Linked DNA regions of Homo sapiens: region 2 is linked to region 1. Evidence: chromatin loops called from intact Hi-C (ENCODE). Cell type or tissue: K562. All regions are shown on one strand. Links, peaks and the distances in the headings refer to the core of each region. The heading gives the core; the rest is flanking DNA.

The links. A loop is a pair of places that touch in the nucleus more often than their neighbours do. Peaks named below come from ENCODE experiments on the same cell type or tissue, not always from the same donor. Only the 100,000 strongest peaks of a DNase experiment are listed, where the experiment ranks them.
Region 2: it touches region 1 in a loop (5-fold over the local background); 5 of 110 quality-filtered maps call a loop at or near these places.

What each region holds. Positions count from the first base shown.
Region 1 is chr16:58,202,809-58,207,199 of GRCh38, reverse strand. No RefSeq gene overlaps it. Among named protein-coding and RNA genes, the nearest start is that of CSNK2A2, 6.9 kb to the right of the region's middle. In K562, for the core only: no CTCF peak of the experiment used is centred there; no DNase peak of the experiment used is centred there.
Region 2 is chr16:58,263,178-58,267,568 of GRCh38, reverse strand. CFAP263 (cilia and flagella associated protein 263) reads right to left here. Exons shown (of 9, transcript NM_014157.4): 7 at 1-90. Among named protein-coding and RNA genes, the nearest start is that of CFAP263, 15 kb to the right of the region's middle. RefSeq lists an enhancer at 2,330-2,624. In K562, for the core only: no CTCF peak of the experiment used is centred there; DNase peaks (open chromatin) are centred at 1,808 and 2,478; H3K4me3 peaks cover 448 bases.

The DNA of each region.
Region 1 (4,391 bases), core at 157-4,156:
CCTTTCTGGGGAGCAAATATTCCTGCTTCAAAATAACAGCAACTGTAATGTGACTAGCACATGTCTGATTTCCACTGGTGACAAAGTCACAGGTACTGCTAATACTGCCATGTTTTGTTTTGTATTGTATTGCTTTTTTTTTTTTTTACTATATCCATAATGGGAGAGAGGAAATGCTAAATTTTATTTAGAGATTGGTGAATAATGACATAATTTTTTTGTGTCTGAATTTATGAACCCACTGAGTTCTCACTACTGACCTAGGTTGAGGACCTCTGGTTTAGTGTGTGCGGAGTCTAAAAGCCCAGAGATCACTGTAGGAAAGGCCCCCGGGGGAAAATCCAGGGAGGAGCTGGCTTAACTCAGGACAAAGGCTGTGGGCACCTAGACAAGAGTGTAGATGGGAGTGGCCATCTGGAGAGGAAGCCAGTTGCACTTGGTTGGGGTTGGGGAGTGGTGGGGGGGATGTGGGAGCTGTTGGTGATTCTGGGAAATTTGGTTGGGCTAAGAGATACTGTGGGCAGGGTGCAGAGGCTCATGCCTATAATACCAGCACTTTGGGAGGCCAAAGCAAGAGGATCACTTGAGCCCAGGAGTTTGAGACCAGCCCGGGCAACATGGCAAAACTGTCTCTGCATAAATTGGCTGGGCATGATGATGTGCACCTGTAGTCTCAGTTACTTGGGAGGCTGAGGTGGGAGGATCACTTGAGTCTGGGAGATTGAGGCTGCAGTGAGCCATGATCGAGCTACTGCACTCCAGCCTGGGTGACAGAGCAAGATCCTGTCTCATAAAAATAAATAGATAGATAAATACATAAATAAAATAAAGAGATACTATGGAAGAGCAGTTTGGCAGGAAAATGATGAGTGTTTTTGAAGTTTGATGGCTTTGCCAGGGTCTATGGGAGACTGTCACTGCAGCGTCAGCCCACTCCCCTCCAAATGCCCACTCCAACCAGGCAGAAGTGGGTGTGTCCACCAGGAAAGTACTGTTTGCCCTTCAAAGTAGCCCCTCCACTTTTGTATCTCTTGAAACTCCAGGATTAAGGCTGCATTCACCAGACTTCTTAGTCCTTTTCCTATTTAAGATTTAAATCCCTTTGCAATAGCTGTTAGTTAAATTTTAGTCTAAAGAGATTAATTCATCCTTCCCTGAGAATATTAGAAGAGTTTCAGTTCACTGAGCTTCATTTGGGGGGTGAGGGGTGGGCACCCCCCACCCCCCAAATGAAAAAAATATGTGCCCTTTTCTCCAGCCAGGCAAGACTGAATAAGAGGGGTCACCCACAGGAGCACCAGCAGAAAATTCCCATTCCTCTGGCTCTCTTGCCCAGGACAGGCTCTGGCACATTCCCACCATCCCCCTCAGGGGCATTCTCTGGTTGGAGGACAGAGTGGGTCACACGGTAAGGATGACTAGGACAAAAAAGAATAAGAAAGTGATATTCCTAAGGAATTTATGTGCGCATGTTCCCAGGGGGAGTGCAGCCAATTTGGCCTTAATGTATATATTTTATTCACCTGTCTGGTGCCTGAAAGAAACACCAAGGTAAGAGTCCAGCACTCTGGTAAATTAAACTAAATTTGGCCTGCGGACATCTCCGTACTTGAGTCTTTATATAATGAACTGCAACCTACCTTGCAGGTAAACCGACCGAAATCCTAACTTAGGAGTCTACTATTGTAACAAACAGCTGAGTCTCAGCCAATCACAGCAGCCAAGCTTCAGTCAATCACAGGCGCCCCACTGATCAGACCACGTTCAAATAAGGCAAGAGCTGAGCTGTAACCAACCCAACTGCCTGTGTACCTCATTTGTTTTCTGTCCATAAATGTTGCCTGACCACGGTCAGGTCAGAGTTCTCCATGCCTATTCTGGTTCTAAGGGCTCCCTGATTCTAGAATCGTTCTTTCCTCAATTAAACTCTGCTAAATTTAATTTGTCTAAAGTTTTTCTCTTAGCAATTCCCCATAAACTCCTTGGATTACAGAGAGAACTCAAGACCCTACGTCCCTACCCTCTGTCCTTTCCTAGCTGGTGTAAAGCCCCCATTAACCCACAAGTTCTTGAGGGGAGGATTAGGATGGTCAACAGCCTGAAAACCTTGGTTTGATTCCCCCCAATTATGAAAGTAAAATCTATGCTTCCAAGACCCCAAAGCATGTAACGCATTTCCTTCCAGTTCTTTTTGTATGCATTTGTTACATACCTGAAAATTTATCTAAGTGTAGGTATAGGCCGGGCGCGGTGGCTCATGCCTGTAATTCCAGCACTTTGGGAGGCTGAGGCTGGCAGATCACCTGAGGTCAGGCGTTCAAGACCAGCCTGGCCAATGTGGTGAAAACCCCGTCTCTACTAAAAATACAAAAATTAGCCGCGCATGGTGGCAGGCTCCTGTAGTCCCAGCTACTTGGGAGGCTGAGGCAGGAGGCTCGCTTGAATCCAGGAGGCGGAGGTTGCAGTGAGCCAAGATTGTGCCAATGCACTCCAGCCTGGGCAACAGAACGAGACTCCGTCTCAAAAAACAAACAAACAAACAAAACAAACAAACAAGCAAAAAAACTATAGGTATGCACTGGTGTCCTGCTTTGAAACAAAGCAAAGCAAAACAAAATAATAGGTTGTATCATCCATTCTTATTGCATAGAAAAAGGCCTGGAAGGATACACACCGAACTGTGGAAATGTGGAAGGCAAAGAAGGACAAGTTTCACTTTTTATCTGACTGACTCTTGAATTTCTTGAAAAATATTAATGTTAAAGAAAAAATTATTCGAGGCACTTTTGTTAAAGAGGGTAAGGCAGACTTTATCCAAATGAGGGTCATGGCGACAGGTATAGGGACCACTGCAAGGGGTTTTGCTGTGAGTGACAGAGACCATACTCAACAGCTACTCCAACAAGAACACGTGGGTATTTATAACTAAGGAACAGAGTCGGGGTCAGCGGACAGAAAGTTACTAAGAGGACACATCAGGGACAAGGGGTTTCTGGCTAAATTGACTTGACAGAGTTATTGCGGAAGGCAGGCCAGGGTGATAGGATACTGAAGGTGATCAGATGGCAAAGGTAGTGATTTTTTGCTCAACTGATTAGCAGCATTCTTGCTCAAAGTAGATTCAACAAGGACGAGAGGGAAGTCCAAGATCAAGCTTATTATAAAGGACTCAGGAGCCTGAGTAAAGTTTTCATCAAAGGAGACAGTCTTTGTTATTAACCATGCACTACTGCAGGAGTTTCCCATTGCTGCTGTAGCAAATTGCCACAAACTTAGCGGCTTTAAGCAACACAAATTTATTCTAAACGGGTCTCGTTGGACTACAATCAAAGTGTTGGCAGGGCTACAGTGCTCCTCTAGGGGAGGATCCGTTTTCTTGCCTTTTTCAGCTTCTAGAGGTGGTCTATGTTTCTTGGCGCCACCCCCCTTCCGTCTTCAAAGCCAGCAATCACATCATTCTGACCACGGCTTCATCAATACATCTACTTCTCTGACATCCTGCCTCTCTCTTTCACTTTATACGGACCATGGTGAGTATATTTAATCAACCTGGATGCTCCGTGATGATTTTCTATCTCAAAATCCTTAATTTAAGCACATCTGCAAAGTTTCTTTTTCCATATACGGTAACATATTTACAGATTCTGGGGAAGAGTAAGTGTATATCTTTTTTTTTTTGAAATGGAGCCTCATTCTGTTGCCCAGGCTGGAGTGCAATGGCACAATCTCGGCTCACTACAACCTCCACCTCCCGGGTTCAAACAATTCTCCTGCCTCAGCTTCCTGAGTAGCTGGGATTACAGGTGCATGCCACCACACTCAGCAAATTTTTGTATTTTTAGTAGAGACAGGGTTTCACTATGTTGTCCAGGCTGGTCTCAAACTCCTGGCTTCAGGTGATCCACCCACCTCAGCATCCCAAAGTGCTGGGATTACAGGCATGAGCCACTGTGCCCGGCCATAAGTGTGTATCTTTGAGGTGGGTGAAGGATGTTATTCTGCTTACCACAATTACTTGTACAACTTTTCTTTTTGGGACGGAGTTTCGCTCTTGTTGCCCAGGCTGGAGTGCAATGGTGCAATCTCAGCTCACTGCAACCTCTGCCTCCCAGGCTCAAGTGATTCTTCTGCCTCAGCCTCCCAAGTAGCTGGGGTTACAGGCGTGCTTCCACCATGCCCAGCTAATTTTTTGTATTTTTAATAGAGATGGGGTTTCACCATTTTGGCCTCAGGTGATCCACCCATCTCGGCCTCCCAAAGTGCTGGGATTACAGGCGTGAACCACCACACCTGGCCACAAATTTTTAACACGTATTTATTTATTTATCTATTTATTTTTGGAGATAGGAGCTTGCTCTGTGATTCAGGCTGGAGTGCAATGGCATGACCAT
Region 2 (4,391 bases), core at 308-4,307, 60 kb before region 1:
TTCTTTTTCAATTTTTTCAAGTAGCTCTTTTCTCAGCAAGATCTCCTTGTCCAGATTGAGGTATATTTCCATTGCCTTGTGAAGCTTGCTCTGAAATATAACAACACAGCAAGTCTTGAGCTAAGATGACCTCTCAGAACCGCAGGAAGGGGAGACATCTCTTTGTTAACGAACAGAAAAGCAGGACCATCCAGAAAGTCCAAATTGCCTTTCTCATGGTTGCCCAGATTTTCCAAATCCTGATGTCTGAGAACTGGTGGGGGAGGAGAGGACCTTGGAGTCTTGGCCTCAGCTGGAGAGGCAAAGAAGTCAGGCACACGGGGACCTAAATCCTGCCCTACTACTCACTAAGGAGATCTCTGGGGAGGTCCCAGAACCTCTCTAAACTTGGGTCCAGTCACCATGTAGGGTTGTGGAGAGGCTTACAGGAGACAGCCTGGTAGAGTGCTGAACACAGTGCCTGGCACATGGAGAACATACGACAAACAGCTGCCATGACTATCTCATGTGGATGGAGCGTGGGGAATACTCCTCATGAGGTGGGTGCTACTGCTATCTCCATTTATAGGTGAGAGAACTGACCTTTAGGGAGGTAAAACCATTTCCCCAAGGTCACAGAGACCAGGGGGAGCCGGGAATTGAGCCCATACAGAGATTCCACAGCCCACAGGCTCCACCACCATCTCATCGCCTAACGAGGCCGGACCTGCTAGTTTTAGAGGAGTCCTGCAGGAGCACAGCCTTGCAGATTCCCACTGCATCATCTGCCCTTCACTGGCTTCTGCAGGCCCCACCCCTGCTTCTTAGATTGGCCCCCTTTTGACCACTCTCTGTCAGTGGGGAAGAGTCATCCAGAGGAGCTGGGATGTGCTTTGCTGGGCAGAGGAGTGGGCCAAGGGAAAGACGCAGTGATTTGGGGAGCTTGCTCAACAAACCCTGAAAACCCACCCACCAGGCACCAGTCCCTGCACCAAGCACTGGCCAGTGAAGCAAACTAGGCTCTGCCACCAGAAGGCTGGCTCACAGCCCGGACAGTAGGGGAGAGGCAGTAAAATAATTTCAAGAAGAAATGTAAGACTGCAATTGTGCCAAGCTGTGAGAATGCCAGGACAGTGGTTGGAGAAGGTTTTCCTGAAAAAAAAAAAAAAAAAAAAAAAAAAAAATATATATATATATATATATATATATATATATGCTGGAAAGAGAGCTGAAAGATTGAATCAGTATGTCTAGGTGAAGAGAGAAGAGAACATTCCAAGCTAAGGAAAGAACTGAAGAGAGGAGGATCTAATAGGAGCTGGGAGAGTGGGTAGAGAGCAGCAGGGCCACAGTCAAAGTGAAGGCAGGAGGAGGGGGCAAGGGCATTGCCCCGGGGTGTCAAAACAGAGGAGCCTAGAACCACCTGCCTGGGGGAACTTCTGGCACCCAGGGGCCATTCTCTTCCCCACTCCTATTTTCAGACCTCACTTCTTTAAGGCTCATTTCCTGTTCCATGTCCTGCATGAAAGTTGCTCTGCTAAGGAAAGCAAAAGTGAATGAGACCACACTGATGGGGTCAGACGTGGGGCCGGGGAGATGGGGCAGGACTTTGCCGCAAGTCCAGCAATTCAGGTGGGAGGAAGGAGAGTGGAGGGAAGACAAGCGGTCACCAACTTAGAGCGGCAGGGCAGGAAGGAATGCAGGTACAAGAGCAGCAGCGAGGCCATCACTGGCTCTGCCGGGGCAGGTATCCACGAAGGCTGATGAGAGCGAAATTGGTGATGCTGAGTCAAGATGTGGGTCCCTTGAGGAGGCCACTTCTGTAAAGGACTGCATTCACTTCCTATCGCTACATAACAAATTACCACAGACTTTTGTGGCTTAGAGCCACACCCATTTATTATCTCACAGCTTCCATAGGCCGGAAGTCTGCGCACAGTGTGGCTGGACTCTCCCCCATGGTCACATCTGGCTGAAATCAAGGTGTCCGCCCAGAGCTGTGGTTCTTGTCAAGGGCTCAGGGTCCTCTTCCAAGCTCACTTATTGTTGGCAGAAGGCACTTCCTTGAAGCTGTAGGACCAAGGCCCTTGTTTTCTTTTGGGCTGTCAGCAGGAGGTCGCTCTCAGCTCCCAGAGGCCCCTCTTGAATCCCTTCCATGTGGCCCCTCTGTCTTCTAGCCCACAATGGAGAAGACCTCCTCCAGCCATTTCTCCTCATGCTTCACATCTATGACTTCCTCTTCCAGAGAAACTCTGTTCTTTCAAAGGACTCGTGTGATTAGATCAGGCCCAAGTGGGTGATCTCCCTGTCTTTAGATCAACTGTGCCATACAGTATAACCGAATCATTGAACAGAACAGAACTTAACTGAATCCATCATATTCACAGTCCTGGCCAGAGATTATACAGGGTGTAGACACCAAGGGCCAGGGATTCTTGGGGACATCTTAGAATTCTACCTACAAGGCCCCAGATCACTAGTTTACAGGCAGTCTGGAGTGACTCATCGCAGCTGTAGTCACATGCTTACATTTTACCAGACTCCAGCAGGCAGGGCTTGAGGGCATAAAGTCAGAGAAAAAGCTGCCACCTTGACTCAGGCTCACACATGAAACTCACAGAAGAGAAGAGCCCATTTCTGCCTGGTGCTGTCTAAATGCTGTACCCTTAGCACTCAGCCCAGTGCCTACCCTTGTGGAGGTATTGGTACTTTTGGTATAGAGGACAATTATTCTGCATGTCTTTAACAAGGTTTCACACTTCAGTGTTTGATATTTATTTCTTTATTTTCATTTTCTGATTGCTGGGAGAATGAATGTTTCATATTTATATCAAAGTGGCCCCTCCTGTCACCCTCCCACCCCTACCAAATACACACCTGTTCTGCAAGCAGTTCATTCGACAATATTGGCTAAGCACTTGCTTTAGCCAGGCACTGTCCTTGATGCTGGGGACGCAACACTTACTAGACAGAGCACCATCCTGGTGACACAAAACTTGCCTCCAAGAGGTGAAGAATCTTGCCCAGATGAAGCACCTCCCGCAGCAGAGCCCCCATTCAAGCACAGGCAAGGTCTGACTCCACAACTCAGTTGTTCTGCCTCCATTTCCCCCAGGAATGGCTCTCACTCTGCCCACTGTGGCCTGCGCTGCTGATCTCGGATACTGCAAGCAATCTGCACTGTGTGTTTAGACCCATCCTAAAGAGATCAGGCCCTGCCACCTGGCAGTTTGATTTTAAAAATCAGTAGCTCCATTTCCAAAACCCTTGGCTTTTCCCCCACAGGACCAGGCAGGCCCTGTGCTGCTTAACTGATTCCACAGGATAAGATCGAGGTCCAATGTGATCAAGTACAACCTGCTCTCCAGGCAGTGAGGGCCTGGAAGTCACAGGAACTGGCTTCCTCTATAAATAACAGTGATCAGATAAGCTAAAAACTGATGAGAGAAGCTAAAAGTAGAGGATCTGTTGGATGTTTATGACACATAAATTTCAGAATGCCAGCACATTGTTTTCTACGTACTTTATGCTGGAAAAGGCAGTAGAGTGGGATACACACTGAGTTAGGTGGGATGCATACTGGACTGGGAGTCCCAGCTCTTTTTTTCTTGAGACAGAATCTTGTTCTGTTGCCCAGGCTGGAGTGCAATGGCATGATCTCAGCTCACTGCAACCTCTGCCCCCAGGGGTTCAAGCAATCCTTATGCCTCAGCCTCCCAAGTAGCCGAGATTACAGGTGTGCACCACCACGCCCAGATAATTTTTTGTATTTTTAGTAGAGACAGCGTTTTGCCATGTTGGCCAGGCTGGTCTTGAACTCCTGGCCTCAGGTGATGTGCCTGCCTAGGCCTCCCAAAGTGCTGGGATTGCAGGTGTGAGCCACTGCACCCTGTCTACTTTGCATCTTTGACCCCCGGTTTTTTCATTTGTAAAAGGAAAATGTTGAACAAACATAAACTTGGTCTAAAGACATTCATATTCACATTTTTAAACTGTGTGGGCCAAACAAAGCCCACCTGCGAGCTACCTAAGCCCACAGCCACCATTGCCACCTGAGCACTATGCGAGGGGTCGGCAAAACTTTTCTGTAAAGGACCAGATAGTAAATATTTTAGGTTTTGCAAGCCCAGAAGCAAAATTGTGGGTATTGTGTACTTATATTAACAAGAGAAAAAAATCCTACCAATGTTTTATTGATTCAATTCAAAATATAAAAACTGAGTACAATACTGTAGAATATAGGTCTACTAATGAGAGAAATGGAATTTCTGGGGGAAGAAACCAATTTTGCTTCATTTGGTTTCAAGTTAGTGTTTTCTATAATCAAATTGGTTATAAAGGTTCTTCTGTAATATCATTCTTAGCTCACAGGGCAGTGGGTGGGGACACACTGGCCTGCAGTTGCTGAATAC